Linked DNA regions of Homo sapiens: region 2 is linked to region 1. Evidence: chromatin loops called from intact Hi-C (ENCODE). Cell type or tissue: GM12878. All regions are shown on one strand.

Region 1 (8,000 bases):
CTAAGCAATGTTCATATTTTGGGGTGTTCCTCGTCTTTTTTTCATTTTGTTCTTCTCATGAGCTCCTTCTCCCACACTGACTAAGCGGACTGATCGCAAACAGTCACAAGTTCTACATTAGAGATGACAGCCATGTTTCATGGCCAATAATTCTGCCACCAATTGGTTTATTTGTCTCTCCCATTAAAAGAAACCCAATGGCTTTTGTTATTGCTTTAAAAGGTGTGTAACGTAATTCTTTAGACTCTTTACCATTGAAAAATTTTTAAAGCCCATTGGGTTGTTTGAGGTGGTTGTGGTTTTGTGGGAAAGAACAGAGACTTGGTTTTTTAAAGTCTTCCTCTCAGGACAAGGATCCCACCCTGTGCACAGCCGGCCCCTCCCTGCTGCTCTAGGGAGAAGGCTTCGTGATGTGCTCCCTGATCTGCAGGGAAGCTGTGGCCATGTGGGGTGGACGCAGGGACTACCGTCAGCCTCAGGCTGCGTCTCAAAACCTGATCCCATCCAAGCTATTTTTTTGGAGTCAGTGGGCTTCGTCACACATGACAGTGTGTGGTTGTTTTAGTGACAGGAGTTCACAGATTAACAACAAACCAACCTGCCCAGTTGAATGTTTGGGAATGTGACAATCCCAAACCTTTCTCCTTAAAACTCTAGTGCTTCAGCTCCTATCTCTTTGGAATTCAAGTTTCCAGAGGAGAAATCGGGCTGCTGGATTTTGATCTCTTCCTCGGTAGAGAAGGGTAGCTTGAGTTTTTCTGCCCAGATACTTAATTTTTTCAATGCCTTGTGGATGATAAGTTTCTTGGCGATAGTTTCAGTGGGAATCTGCTGATTTTGCTTGGCATGCAGGGAAAGCCCTTTCCAACTCAACAAGTCTCTTTAGTTCTGATTGGTATGATGGTGAGTACTGTTTCCACTTCAGGGGTTATCTGTACTTCCAAATCTGAGGATCCTTGCCTAGTCTCCCGCCTCCTCCCCCTGTGTTGTTTCAGCTCTTAGATCTTTCTGCATATATTAAATGGCTTGTGAAATGTTTTTTCCACACCACTCTGTCAATTTCCCTCCATGTCACTTTTGGTTTTTACTGCCTCCAATGCAGATTTTATTTCTCTGTTGTAGCTCAGTTTTCTGGTAATCCTTATTTCCTCCACGTCCCTTGTCGTCTTATTCCATGGCCTTCTAGAGCAGCCTTTTTGCTCCTTAATGTCCTGTTTCTGCTTCTTAGAGGCCACAGTTCTCTGCATCTTCTGGTGCTTATGGTTTATTTTTTCCCAAGGCTGCTTTTCCTCTGTGTCTTCTGAATAATCGCTCTCCCTGCTTCCCTTTCAGCCTTTTCTGGGAGTCTCCACGGCCTTTTCTTTTCCTTCCTCCCCCTCTTACATAGGGGTGACTGCCCAGCATGCCTTCTGCAGGGCTGCACTCTCAGGGGCCCTGGATGGATGCCCCTTTCATAGCCACCTTGGGAAGACAGAGGTGTGGGGCCTGCCTTATTCAGGGTGAAACCAGCCCTTGACTGGTGGCAGGGACTCAGCAGGCCTTTGCTGAGTGGCTGCGTTGGCAACACGGAAATGCAGTAGCATGTCTATCTAAGAAACAGCAGTAGCACTGTCCTCAGATCCACTGGACATATGCTGCTGAGCACTTTCATCATGAACAAAACATCAATCCTTCACATTTACTAAAATGCAGGATGCTTCTGAAACTCCAAGGGCCCTTCTCTAGTAACCCGCTCATTGATTCAAATAGTCAGGTGTTTTGGAGAGAGTAAAGGAAGGGTTTCCTGTGAAAATTGTGTATTAAATGAGACCTTAAGAATTACTACAAGTGAGCTATTCCAAGGGAGGCTTGAAGATGCGGGGGCAGGAACATGCTTGCAGGCTGAAAATGACTCCAGTAATCATGACTGGGGACCCCCACGCAATCGTTTAATTCATATTTATATACCTGTTTATGTCATACTACTGGAAATGTTCTTTCTCCCTCCTCTACAACTAATTTTGAAAAATCCTATTTTGGCCCTGAATAAAATATCTGGCAGAAAAGAATGTTGGAAATAAATGCGGGTAGACGTACACACACACATACTCTGGCTGGACCAGCTCCAACTTCCATAATCACCATTTAGCAGGAAAGGTTGACATGATGTCCCTAATCAGAACATGCTGTGATCACTGTTTTGAAGGGATCCGCAGGGCAGGCAGGCTCTGAGCTCTGCACCAGGGCCTGACACTTGCCTGAGGAAGCAGGGGTGGGAGAAACCAGCAGGAGCTCCCCAGAGGCCGCTGGGGAGAGGAGAGGGGTGGGGCTTGGCACCAGAGAGTCCAGGGAGGTAGCGCTTCCTGTTGAAGAACAAGGGTACTCAGGAAGGCAGAGTGGCGCTGCAGGACCTACAGAGCCCCTGGGCACATGAGGAAAGAGAGCCTACGAGGTTTATAAAGTGTCCGAATATGGAGCAAACTTGAGATCAATAAACTGAGAGAAAAACAGTCTAATCTGAATGACAGTGGAGACTCAAAAGTCACAATCGCCTATTTAATAAGAACAAGTGAGATGTCACGGCAGGAGGGGTGAAGCCTGGCAGGAAATGTTAGGTGAGACCAAGTGCTGAGTATGTGGTGAGGGAACATAAACTAGGAGGAGATGAGATCAAACAGGGGCGGAAATGGATGGGATTGCAATACCCTCAAGGGAACAGGCAGGAAGAACTCCAGAAGAGACTTGCAATAATTCTGGAAATGGAGCACTTTAGAGGGTTCCTATAGAAATTCCCATCAATATTGTAGGCAAAGACAATGAACCAAAAAAAAGTGATTGAATTATAAGAATACTTTGAAAGGACTATTGAAGGCTAGTGGAAAAAACGGAAGACAAGAGCAGAACAGAGCTGAAATCTGCAGAAGGACTTAATGGCGGGAGAGAGGGGAGGAGGCTGCAGCCTGGAGGTAATGGGAGGACCAGGGTGAGAGAGAGAAGCCCAAAGGGAAGCTAGGGCTGAGGCTGCCATGGGGGCGGGGAGTAAAGGGCTGTACTCCCTACAGATCAAGTACCAGACTGATAGTAAAAATGAGACAAAGGGGAAGGACTTAGCACACCTGTGAGAACAGATTCAGAATCAGTGGTTCCCACCACAGGGACTTCGGCTGAAAAGACACCTCAGAGGAGAAAAGCCCATTTGGAAATTAGAATTAGCACATTCTACGACCGATAGTCACAGCTCCAAGGTGACAAGCTGTCCCAGCCCCAGAACCCTAAAAGGAGCTGACATTCATTGGCGCCTATTACGTGCGAGGAATTGTGCATACATTATCATTTAGGCATTGATGGGAGATAGTATTCCCTCTTGTATATACAAGGCAACTCAGAGAAAAGAGTAAAAAAAATGGAGTGGCATTTTGATTTCTGATTTGTCTCATTAAATGCAGGTTATTTCCACTAGACTAAGTTAAATATGTGAGAAGTAGAAGCAAAGTATGTGAAAAGTAGAAACAAGTTTTTTTCTCTCTTTCACCCACCATATTCATACAACCACATATGAAAGGAATCTGGTGTGCTTGCACTCAAGTGTGAGTGTTTAGAAAAGGGAGGTGGTGGGGAAACTAGTTGAGTTTAACTACTTTTGAGATCTAAAAAAAAGTTTAGCAACCCCATCAAAAAGTGGGCAAAGGACATGAACAGACACTTCTCAAAAGAAGACATTTATGCAGCCAAAAAACACATGAAAAAATGTTCACCATCACTGGCCATCAGAGAAATGCAAATCAAAACCACAGTGAGATACCATCTCACACCAGTTAGAATGGCAATCATTAAAAAGTCAGGAAACAACAGGTGCTAGAGAGGATGTGGAGAAATAGGAACACTGTTACACTGTTGGTGGGACTGTAAACTAGTTCAACCATTGTGGAAGTCAGTGTGGCAATTCCTCAGGTATCTAGAACTAGAAATATCATTTGACCCAGCCATCCCATTACTGGGTATATACCCAAAGGACTATAAATCATGCTGCTATAAAGACACATGCACACGTATGTTTATTGTGGCACTATTCACAATAGCAAAGACTTGGAACCAACCCAAATGTCCAACAATGATAGACTGGAATAAGAAAATGTGGCACATGTACACCATGGAATACTATGCAGCCATAAAAAAGGATGAGTTCATGTCCTTTGCAGGGACATGGATGAAATTGGAAATCATCATTCTCAGTAAACTATCGCAAGGACAAAAAACCAAACACCACATGTTCTCACTCATAGGTGGGAATTGAACATTGAGAACACATGGACACCGGAAGGGGAACATCACACACACTGGGGCCTGTTGTGGGGTGGGGGGAGTGGGGAGGATAGCATTAGGAGATATACCTAATGCTAAATGACGAGTTAATGGGTGCAGCACACCAGCATGGCACATGTATACATATGTAACTAACCTGCACATTGTGCACATGTACCCTAAAACTTAAAGTATAATAATAATAAAATAAAAAATAAAAAATAAAAAAATAAAAATAAATAAATAAATAAAAAACAGTTTAGTCATCTGAAAGACAGTAATAGGAGCTGGGGGAAGAAAATCCCACCACGTAAATAACTTCCAATCCCGGCAGAGATGCTGAACTATAATCACAGGTATGGCAACCAGAGAGAAAAACAGATGCCAAATAATGCTTAGGCCTAAACACATCATTCTGAGTTTCCAAAGAACCCCGTGAAGTCAGTACTGTTATCCCCTCCTTAAAAAAAAAGGTCATAATAAAAGGAAATGTACATCAGAGAGGTGAAGAAGTTTGCCCAAGGTTACAGTTAGTGTGGAACTAGAATTCCAAGTTACGCTAATGGACTATGGTAATTCCAAAACAAGAGTAGGAAGACAAGGATTAACTCCTTGGATGATTATCAGCTCACGTATAACATTCGAACATGGTTGACTTCAGGAACTGGATTTAAAAAGAAACCTGTATCAAGGTTATCACTACAGTGCTTCACTTGAGTGTTAGAGGGATTAAGATGAGAGGCAATGAAAGGAAAACAGGGGCATGCCATAGGAAGTTTGTGCAGTGCTGCCTGGAGAGGTTTGAATGCACAGCACATATTTGCATGTATTTCTCATGTTTGTGGGAAAGCAAAATTGTGTTAAGATGACCAAACCTAATTGAAACCTTGAAACCTAAAAATGTGAGAACTTTATTATTACAACAGGAAATACATATAGTGAAACATCAGTTGGCTATTTGGCTAGAGTGCAGGACTAAAGATCAGGTAAATCATGCCCTTAAAATGTGAAAATCATGTGGTATCTTTAGCCCGAGTTTCTTTCACAATTTATAACGTAGGAGTGTTGGCTCCATACAAAGGTTTGCGAAGGTTAAAAAATTAGTTCTGGGTGTTGTTTTCAGCTATATCCTGAAGTAAGGAATGGTCCCTCCTAAAATACATTGGTTCGCTGCCTGCCTGGCATAGAACCACAGGCTTATTTTTTGAGTCCTTTATAAGAAGGTACTTCAATTAACAGACCTGCAGAGGATGGAGGTCATCAGTATCTTCTTCACTCTCAAAGTGTGCTTCCGGGAACACCTTCCCTGAGAAAGGCAGAACAGGTGCACTGAATGATGAGCGCTCAGCTATTTCCATCATCCTTAGCTTCAAAATCTATGTCCAGTCTAGAAAATTCTTCTTCTTTTTTTTTTCGAGACCACATCTCACTTTGCTACTGAGGCTGGAGTGCTGTAGCCCAGTCATGGCTCACTGCAGCCTCAGCCCACAGGGCTCAAGCGATCCTCCTGCCTCAGCCTCCCAAGTTGCTGGGACCACTATATCTGGCTAATTTTTTATTTTTTGTAGAAACAGACTCTCGCTATGTTGCCCAGGCTCGTCTTGAACCCCTGGGCTCAAGTGATCCTCCTGCCTCAGCCTCTCAAAGTGCTGGGATTATAGGGGTGAACCACCGCACCCAGGCAAGAAAATTCTTTATATATATTTTGGCTTCCTTCTCCATTTGTTCTTTCATTATAAATAGGTTTGACAAATTTTCTGTGTTCTTTTGGAAACAGTAATGTATGTATATCTCTCTGGGAGTTCAAAATATTATTAAAGGATTGTATTCTACTTAGGCTATTTTCTTTTCTTAAGTCTTTTCTCGTCTTCTGATCACATGGGGAGGAGGAAAAGCGGCAACGTTTTCTTTTTTAAAAAAATACATGCCTATGATAGCAATAACCCACCAGGTGTCACAGTAGGCATTTAGTCATTGCCGATGGAATGGAAGAATACATGACTAAATTTTTAGTGACTCCTAGCTCCGTCCCCACAGCTCATTAACTTTTTAATTTTCCCAAGTGCCCTTACAATTCAGTCCACAGGAATATGTAATATTGAAGATTACAATTCAATTTTTGATGTGATTTGATGCAGGAGGGGATTTATTCTGGCTGCTGTGTTGAGAATGACAGGGACAAGATTGGAGGTAGGAAACCTAACTGGGCCACTGCAGCGATTAGAGTAAGACATGTCATCTCCTTGGCCCAGTGAGGTGGGCAGGGAGAAGGGGTCAAACCCTAGGCAAACTTCAAAGGTGGAGCCCACAGGGTTTGCTGGACAGGTTGGATGTGGAGGGTTGAGAGACACGGCCATGTGGAGGGGCCCATTAGGCCGTGGGATCTCCTGGCACTCAGGGTTGAGGTCCGAGCTGGTGATACATCCAGGAGTTGGCAGGACAGGAGTGGTATGGAGTCATGGAACTGGGTGAGCTCACCAGTGGAGGGCTCACACCTGCATTTGCAGTCACAGGTCTAATGTGAGCCTACAGAGCTTTTAGGGTTGTCCAAAAATCACATGTCGGCCTACTTTAGAAATAAGGATCATAGGGCTGGGTGCGGTCGGTGGCTCACGCCTATAATCCTAGCACTTTGGAAGGCCAAGGCAGGTGGGTCACGAGGTCAGGCGTTCGAGACCAGCCTGGCCAACATGGTGAAACTCCATCTCTACTAAAAATACAAAAATTAGCTAGGCGTGGTGGTGCATGCCTATAATCCCAGCTACTCAGGAGGCTGAGGCAGGAGAATCACTTGAACCTGGGAGGTGGAGGTTGCAATGAGCCAAGATCACGCCACTGCACTCCAGCCTGGGCAACAGAGCGAGACTCAAAAATAAAAATAATAATAATAAAATTAAATTGAAATAAGGAGCATAAACCTGGGAGCCAGAATTTCTTCCTGTGGGAATCTAGAGCCTTCACTGGTCATCACCAGGTAATAGCACTGGAGATAAACCAGCGGGATGTAACTCAGATCCTCAAGGAAGGCAGAGTAGGAGGAGGGAAAGCTGGAAGGCCTGGGTTCCAAGCGCGTTAAGAAAATTATCCCAGTCATCAAGGACTTTCACAACCTTCTCATGCGGTGGTCTGATGGCTTGCTTAGAGATGAGGAAACCAAGGCACTGGCCGCTTCACTTCTTCCCATGTTGCCAGGGAATGAAATGTAACCCACAGCCTGTCTGGCCAGCTGGAAACTTGGGGCCTGCTCTTTTCTCCCCTGGATCTGTTGAGAAGAGACCAGAACCTTATCTAAAAGGGGCAGGTTTTAAAGTTGAAGTGTGTGGCTCAAATATCTTTAAAATTTTATTTGCTTACAAAGAAAATATGTTTTTGTGCACAGCATTTTGTAATAAACCCAATACAGCCAAGCTTTCCTCTAGCTTTTACATTGCACTGGATGAAGTTGCTGACTTGCATTTTGGTACAAAGTTTAGATATTTTTGTTCTGTTTTTGGCTAAACATTTATAGTTGAATTCACCTGAGTTATTTATAGTTGAATTCACCTGAGTTGAACTCACCTGAGTTGAATTCATGTGAGCTCTATGGCTATGAGCTCTATGGCCCTTATTACTGTAATAAGCCATCATTTTTGAACAATAGCCTCACATTTTCTTGGTGGAGAGTACTCAAATTTAGAGATTAGATTGAAATTAACAGTGGTCTGAATTAATAGATATTT
Region 2 (8,000 bases), 85 kb after region 1:
CTCTACAAGAAAAAATTTTTTTAATTCAGAAAATTATTCAGATGTGGTGGCATGTGCCTGTGGTCCCAGCTACTTGGGAGGCTGAGGGGGAAGATCTTTTGAGTTCAGGGGGTCGAGACTGCGTGAGCTATGATTATGCCACTGAGCTCTAACCTGGGCGACAGAGTGAGACCCTGTCTCAAAAAAAAAAAAAAAAAAAAAAAAGGAAGGAAGGAAGAGAGAGAAGCAAACAACTAGAAATACTAGCAATATAAAAGTGATTAGTTTTGTATTTATATGACATTTAACTAATAAACTCTAAAATATTAGCTGAAAGAACAAAAGAAAATGCTTGCCTTTATATTGTCTCGTGTTCAACATAATTATGATAATTTAAAAAGATGTAAAGATCTTCATTTTAAAAATGTGTTGCTGAAAGTGAATAAATGAGTAAAACTGAGGGGAAATAATCTTTTCCTCTAAAGCTTAAAAACTTAGTAAATAAATAGCATAATATATGGAAAGGACATAGGCTTTGGGTGAATCTAACTTGGGCTCAAATCAAGCTCTATCCTTTGGGCAAGTTACTACATTCTCCAAGCCTCAGTTGTTTCAACTGTAGATTAGACTTGGTAATAACACCTTCCTCCCAGGATTGCTCAGGGAATAAGGTAAAGTCTGCAAAGTGCAGGGAGCTGTCTGGCAAACGGTAAAAAATGAAAGCATAATAAGTAATACTTTTGCATCCTACAAGTCTTTCTTATTTTTTTAATTAAAACAAATTTTTTATAGACACGTCTCTCTCTGTCATCCAGGCTAGAGTGCAGTGTCACGATCAGAGCTCACTGCAGCCATGAACCCCTAGGCTCCTGGGCTCTTGGACTTAAGCTGTCCTCCCACCTCATCCTCCTGAGTAGCTGGAACTACAGTCATGAAGCTTTATGTTAAGTTTCATCTACTAAATTGTAACAACTAAAACTTGAGGACTAAAATATATGGAAAAATTACTACTACATGAAAAATTGTGTTAAAGTCGTATCATTTATCTCTTTATTAGTGAACTGGGCTATAAATGTTCTAAAGATATGCTCAGGCTGGGTGTGGTGGCCCACACTTGTAATCCTAACAGTTTGGGAGGCCAAGACAGGAGGATCACTTGAGCCCCACAATTTGAGATCTGCCTGGGCAACATAGCAAGACACCATCTCTACAACAACAAGGAAGATAGTGATATGGTTAGGCTTTATGTCCCCACCCAAATCTCATCTTAAATTGTAATCCCCATAATTCCCATAATCCTCACATATCAAGGGAGAGACCAGGTGGAGGTAAATGAATCATGGGGAGAGTTTCCCGCATGCTGTTCTCATGATAGTGAGTTCTCACGAGATCTGTTGGTTTTATAAGGGGCTCTCCCCCCTTCAATGGGTACTTCTCCTTCCTGCCACCTTGTGAAGAAGGTGCCTTGCTTCCCCTTCCACCATGATTGTAAGTTTCCTGAGGCCTCCCCAGCCATGCTATACTGTGAGCCAATTAAACCCCTTTCCTTTATAAATTATTCAGTCTCGGGTAGTTCCTTATAGCAGTACAGAAATTGACTAATACAGATATGCCCAAATTAATAAAAATGATGCAAACCAATAATTGTGTGGCCACTAAAATCTTTACTTAACTGGCATCACACTCTTTACTTATGTTAAAGGAATAAATTGCATGCATTAGTTATCTATTGCTGTGTAGAAATTCCCCCACTGCAGCAATGTAACACAACACACACCTATTATCTCAACGAATCCGTGAGTCGGGAGTCCAGCGACAGACTTGCCGGCTCTCCTGCTGGGGTCTCACAAGGCGGTCGCCAGGTTATGTCCAGGGTGGGTTCTCATGCGGAGTCTGACTGGGGGAGCGTGCATGCCCCTGCTCGCATGTGTTTGGTAACACTCAGCTCCTTTCAGTTGTAGGATCTGTGGCAGCTGCTGGCTTCTTCAGAGCCAGTGAGGGAGACAGCGAGTCTCCCCAAAAGACAGTCCTGTGTGATGTGAGTCATCCCCAGAGTGACATCCCATCACCTTTGCTGTAGCCGTTGGTTAGAAGTCAGTCACCAGTCCTTCTCTGTGACTCAGGGGAGATGACTACATAAAAGGCAGTTACACCTGGAGGCACCTGGGAGTCTGCCACACGCCCCCCTGCCTCCCTCGCATGTGCAAAAGTCATTCACCTGCTCTAGGTACCTAAGATTTTCGGAGCTTCATGGCATCAGCTCAAAGCCTGAAATGTCAACATCTAAATCAGGTCAAAGGTCAGTGGAGGGTCATGGTGCAATCATTCGGTTCAGGTTCTGGGACACAATTCCTCTCCATGGATGGGCCCGGGAAGCTAAAGAGATTAGTGACCTGTCCCGTGGTGGAGCAGGCACCAGATGCAGCTGTAGACATTTCAGTTTTCAAGGGGAGGAAATGGCAGATAAAAGGCATCTTGACTGTGTAGCAATTCCAAATCCAGAAAAGTAAAGGTTGGGAGTTCTCAGTCAGGTTTCCAGGGCTGGGGAGAATTCTCCTGGCTTCTGGATTCCCTGTCTGGGCTCTTGGTCCCCGCATCTACACTGCACTTGTTTGGAAGGAAAGGTTGCCCATGTTTGCAGCTGAGGAGCTTTTTAGCCTACTTCCAGCCAGCAAAATCTGGGGAGTCTGGCAGCCTCCTTTCATCCTGTGCTCTCTCTGTTCCTTCCCACCCAGGCTGGCAGTGTTTCTGTGAAAGTGATTTCCTCAAAATCTTTGTCTCTCATGGATTTCACCTGGGTCTACTCCATGAGCCGAAGGCCTCACCTGCCGATGTTTTTGAGGCAAGCCTTTTCTATCTTTGAGTCCTGCCGAGGTGACTCGGAGTCAACGCCCTTCGGCTCCTCAGGGGCTCCCTGGTTCGATCCATGAGGCTCAGCCCTGACCTCTCTAAGGCACCCTTGGTGGGGCAGAATGCTGAGGCTATGATCTTTCTGAGGCCTTATCCAAAGGCTGTGCAGACACAGCCCAGCCACCTGGGCTCCTGGGCTTACACTGTCTTGACAGCACCATCTCTTGCTATCTGGAGAGGCCGACGCCTCAATTCTGGACGTCTGGACCCAAACCGTGAGACATAAACTTCTGTGGCTGTCCTCTGCCCAGTTTGCGGTCACATGTCGCAGCCGCCCGAGGTGACTAAGACAGGAAACTAAAGTGGCTGTTTCTTCCTCCAAGCTTTCGAAACTTTTTTTTTTTTTTTAATTGAGACAGAGCCTCGCTCTGTCACCCAGGCTGGAATCTAGTGGCAAGATCTTGGCTCATGCAACCTCTGCCTCCCAGGTTCAAGCAATTCTTCTGCCTCAGCCTCCCTAGTAACTAAGACTACAGGCGCCCAGCACCACGCCCGGCTAATTTTTATATTTTCAGTACAGACAGGATTTCTCCATGTTGGCCAGGCTGGTCTCAAAACTCCTGACCTCAGGTGATCCACCCGCCTTGGCCTCCCAAAGTGCTGGGATTACAAGCGTGAGCTCCCGCGCCCAACCTGAAACTTGGTTCTTTATCAACTTAGGGTCCCGGAGAGCAAAGCACCCGGCCTCCCATCCGCCCAGTGTCTTGCAGCGTCATCTTCATTTCCACCAAAAGGTCACGGATACATTGCTGCTTTCGCACCCAGCACGTTTTAGACAGTAAGCTTGTTCATGTGTCTTTCGCACCCAGCACGTTTTAGACAGTATGCTTGTTGATGTGTCTCTGTCCTTAACTCGGTTGAACTTTCTGAGAAAGTCCCCTCAGCATTTTAGAACTTGTGATGTTTCAGAATGTGGCCTCTAACCAGACCATAGGGCTCAGCTGGCAGCCCTGCTGCCTCCCAGCAGAGGTCACATGAGCTTCTTGTGCTTCCTTTTTCTCATCTGCACACTGGAAACGACAACAATAGAACCCATCCCACAGCGGGGTGCTGGCCAGTTGAATTGATCCCCACAAAGTGCTTACAACAGTGCCTGCCCCATAGCAAGTGCTGTATGCACACTGGCTATTGTGACGTTTGTATCCTAATACAAATGAAGATTGACCATGCTAAGGATGCGAACATTTGCTGAATGAGCTATAATTTGATATTCTGTCCTAAACATTCAATTATATTTGCTTTTCTTAAAAAAAAAGAAAGGTGTGATTGTGTGTGTGTGTGTTTACTATAAGCCACATCAAATTCTTTCAAGCAATAGGTATAAATGAAATAAGCAGCAGCAATTTATAAGGTCCCTTTCTACTCTAGAAATCTAAAAGTAAAACTTCAGCAAACCTAAAGTTTAGGGCAATGAGACAGGCTGGATGGTCGGGTTGCCTGGTACCAAGGTCTGAATGTGCCCCTCAGAATTCATGAATTAGAAACTTAGTTGCCCGTGCAAAAGTGTTGGGAGGTAGGGCCTCGTGGGAGGTGTTTAGGTTATGAGAGCTGTGCCCTCATGATGGTTCAATGCCCCTATAAAAAGGGCCAGTGGGAGTGGGTGTTCTCTCTTGCTCTCTCTCTCTCTCTCCTGCTTTTCTGCCATGTGAGGACATGGCGTTCCTCCCCTCTGGAGGATGCGGCATCTAAGGTGTCATATTGGAAGCAGTGAGGCTAGGCCTGAGCTGCCAGGGCCTTGATCAGGCCCCAGAACTGTGAGAAATAAATACCTGGCCTTTGTAAGTTACTCAGTCTCAGGTGTTCTCTTATAGCAGCACAAACTGGACTAAGACATGTGGGTAGCAGGATTTAAAAATACATTTTAAAACATTTTTTTGTTTGACAGTTTCAAAAATGTATCCTACTTCCCTCCTTCTCTGACTTGTTTGTTTTTACCATGTATTATTATAGTTGATTTTACACAAATACACTTTTAGACTAACTCATTAACTCTGAACATCACTATGTCCCCCTCTATTTCTAAAAATAACAAAAGTGATTTCTATTTATTGAGCACCTACCGAGTGCCAGGCTCCATGCTGGGTTCTATTTTCTTTAGAACATCTATTTCATTATTACTTAACAATTATCTGCTTTACACATTATAAGCCAAACTCTGTTCTATACTCCATGTGGGTTTAACTGAATATATAGTCACCACAGCCTTGCAAAGTAGATATTTAATTACGCAGGTGAACAAACTGAGGCTTGTTAAAAAACTAGAACAAGGTCTCACTGTGATTCCAACCAGACTTGTCTTACCATTATTACAAATGATGCTTTCTCTCATGATAGACATCTATAATTTACCTAGTTGGAATTGCTGCACACATTTTGTTTGGTGTTTTGATTTTTTAATTATATTGTGTATATATTTCCATGTAGCACATAATAATTTACATAATTATGGTAACTTTGTTACACCCAATTACCTACTTCAATTCAGCTAATTTCCTCTTGGTAAACATTGATTGAGTGTTTATGTGCCAGATTCTATCAAATGCCAAGGAAATAAAAATAACTGAGATAAGGTTCCTAACCCCAAACTTTCATCTAGCCAGGAGACATACATTATGTGAAAAGATAAGCATAACGCAGTGTGATACATGCATTTCTCAATGGTTGCACATTTGAGTTATTGCTAACTTGGCTGTTATCAATAGCGTTAGTACTGCCAGGCACGGTGGTTCACGCCTGTAATCCCAGCACTTTGGGAGGACGAAGCGGGCTGATCACGAGATCAGGAGATCGAGACCATCCTGGCTAACATGGTGAAACCCCGTCTCTACTAAAAATACAAAAAAAATTAGCCAGGCGTGGTGGCGGGCGCCTGTAGTCCCAGCTGTTCGGGGGGCTGAGGCAGGAGAACGGTGTGAACCCGGGAGGCAGAGCTTGCAGTGAGCTGAGATCACACCATTGAACTCCAGCCTGGGTGACAGAGCGAGACTCCATCTCAAAAAAAAAAAAAAAATAGCTTTAGTACAAATATTTTCACCATACCCCTGAATTATAGTTTTCAAAAAACACTAAGAAGCCAAAGCATAGGGACAATGGCCCTGCTTCCATTATGACAGCCAGACTGCTTTCCAGGATGCCTGCACCAAGCTCGTTTCTCAGTATCCAGTGCGTGGAAAGAGGATGGTCACACCTGCCCTTTACGTCACGAAGAAGAGGTTATGAGGCTTCACATAATCTATAAATATACGTGGTTACTGCTGATGTGTAAAGCGTAAGTATCCTTTGACTACTTGTTTAGCAAAGTGTGGATTATATGTTCATGCCTATACATTCATATCAATCCGTGTGCATTTTGGATGTAAACCTGTATCATCTTTTTACATTTATTGTTTTCAGATTTCATTGTCTCTTACAAAACAAAGTTCCTTTTCATTGTGTATAAAAGTTTTTAATAATGTTATTTTGTTAAGCTTAACTATGATGTCTCTGATTATATTATTTTATCTCCAATAAGCAAAAATGAACATCTCCACCGTTGAGATGAACGAATTTTTTCATTCAAAAAGCCCTGCTTTTCGCGATTGGCCTTGCTTGTGATTAGTGCATAGTGTGTGCAGAGTGTAAATGTGAGAGCGGGCCCTGATTCTTCAGCACTTCCTCTCCCACATTTCATTATTCCAGGCTTATGATATCTTATACTTTTAGAACTTTGGATTTCTTTCTGGAGTTGATTCCCATGCCCTGAGTGTAACATTTCCGTATAGATAATTATTATTGTATAATACATTGTTTTTTTTTTTTTTTTTGAGACGGAGTCTTGCTCTGTCACCCAGGCTGGAGTGCAGTGGCATGATCTCAGTTCACTGCAACCTCTGCCTCCTGGGTTCAAGTGATTCTTCTGCCTCAGCCTCCTAAGAAGCTGGGACTACAGGCGTACGCCACCATTCCCATCTAATTTTTGTGTTTTTACTAGAGATGGGGTTTCACCATATCAGCCAGGCTGGTCTCAAACTCCTGACCTCATGATCCACCTGCCTCGGCCTCCTAAAGTGCTGGGATTACAGGCGTGAGCCACCGCTCACGGCCTATTGTGTAATACATTCTAAACCTGTCGCCAGTTCCCTTTCATTACCTCATTTGACAGAGTAAGTGGTCAAACCTCTGAGGAGAGCTGAGGAAGGCCAAGGCCTGAGGTCCTCGAGGACCTGGGAGAGCTTCAGGTCTGCAGAACCAACCCAGGAACTGCCGGGCCGCTCCAGGGGCCCACTTCTACTGCCACGAGCATCTTAGGTTCTCTTGCTGACAGCCCCTGATGCCTGCCTGCCTGCCTGCGTGTGTTGCTGCCACCTCTGCATTTCTCCAGCCCTCTGTCTGTCTGGTGGCCTGGTCTAGTGGCCCCAGCTGTCTAGGTCCCCACTGCTGTGGCTGTGATCCTGCGTTGTGCAGGAGGCGCAGCTGCCATCCCCGCAGCCACAGCAAGCCTGCCAACTCAGGCTCAAGCAGAAGGGGAGCAGCGCCCCCATTCTTCCTGCTGGATGACACCCCAGCTCTTGTCTCTTCCTGGAATGGAGGTGGGAGGGCTTGGGGAAGATTCCACCATGATAGGACCCCATCTCCAAACTAAGGGGCAGCTCTTTCAGTTACCGTCCTCTACAAGAATTTGCTTTAAGTTCCAAGAAACAAAGGTGGAATGTATTTTAACACCATCACACATCGAAAGTGTTCTTTCCACTGCTGATGGCTCCATTCTTCAAGTCAAGGGCATATCTTTAGGGTGTTCTTGGGGGTATCGGGGTCCTGCTACCAGAGACCTCTTCACAGGTGTCCTCAGAAGTCCTGGGTACCCTCATCCCTCCTTATCTCAGAGACCTCTGAGGGGATGCAGATGAGGCCCCTGGTAAGCCTGCCCAGGGCCTGGCTAGATTTCCACCCCAGGGAAACCTGCTCTTGAGGACTCTGCAACATCCCAGTGACCACCAGCAGCCCATCTCTGTTTCACAGTGGTGACAATCTCCAGGCCCACACTAGCAAGCCTGGGTCTTCTCCCTCTCCCGTTGCCCTGACCTGAGACCCTTGCGGCTGACTGTTTCACTGCCTCACTCCCAGGTTTCAGT

Evidence for each region. Hi-C counts contacts between places; a loop is a spot of excess contacts. Peaks named below come from ENCODE experiments on the same cell type or tissue, not always from the same donor. Only the 100,000 strongest peaks of a DNase experiment are listed, where the experiment ranks them.
Region 2: a loop joins it to region 1, with 2.2 times the contacts of the local background. A loop is called at or near these places in 2 of 110 quality-filtered maps.

Annotation. Positions count from the first base shown.
Region 1 is chr6:166,171,157-166,179,156 of GRCh38, forward strand. It overlaps LNCDAT (lncRNA divergent activator of TBXT), which reads left to right. Exons shown (of 2, transcript NR_166068.1): 2 at 1-16. Among named protein-coding and RNA genes, the nearest start is that of LNCDAT, 7.1 kb to the left of the region's middle. RefSeq lists a silencer at 2,988-3,097. In GM12878, no CTCF peak of the experiment used is centred here; DNase peaks (open chromatin) are centred at 2,285, 3,095, 3,485, 5,165 and 1 weaker place; H3K4me3 peaks cover 600 bases; H3K27ac peaks cover 4,120 bases.
Region 2 is chr6:166,255,947-166,263,946 of GRCh38, forward strand. LOC101929297 (a long non-coding RNA gene) reads left to right here. Exons shown (of 5, transcript NR_125862.1): 5 at 795-1,001. It overlaps LOC107986668 (a long non-coding RNA gene), which reads right to left and starts at 3,085. Exons shown (of 2, transcript XR_001744463.3): 1 at 1,757-3,085. RefSeq lists enhancers at 2,067-3,266, 2,479-3,346. In GM12878, no CTCF peak of the experiment used is centred here; DNase peaks (open chromatin) are centred at 3,138 and 3,786.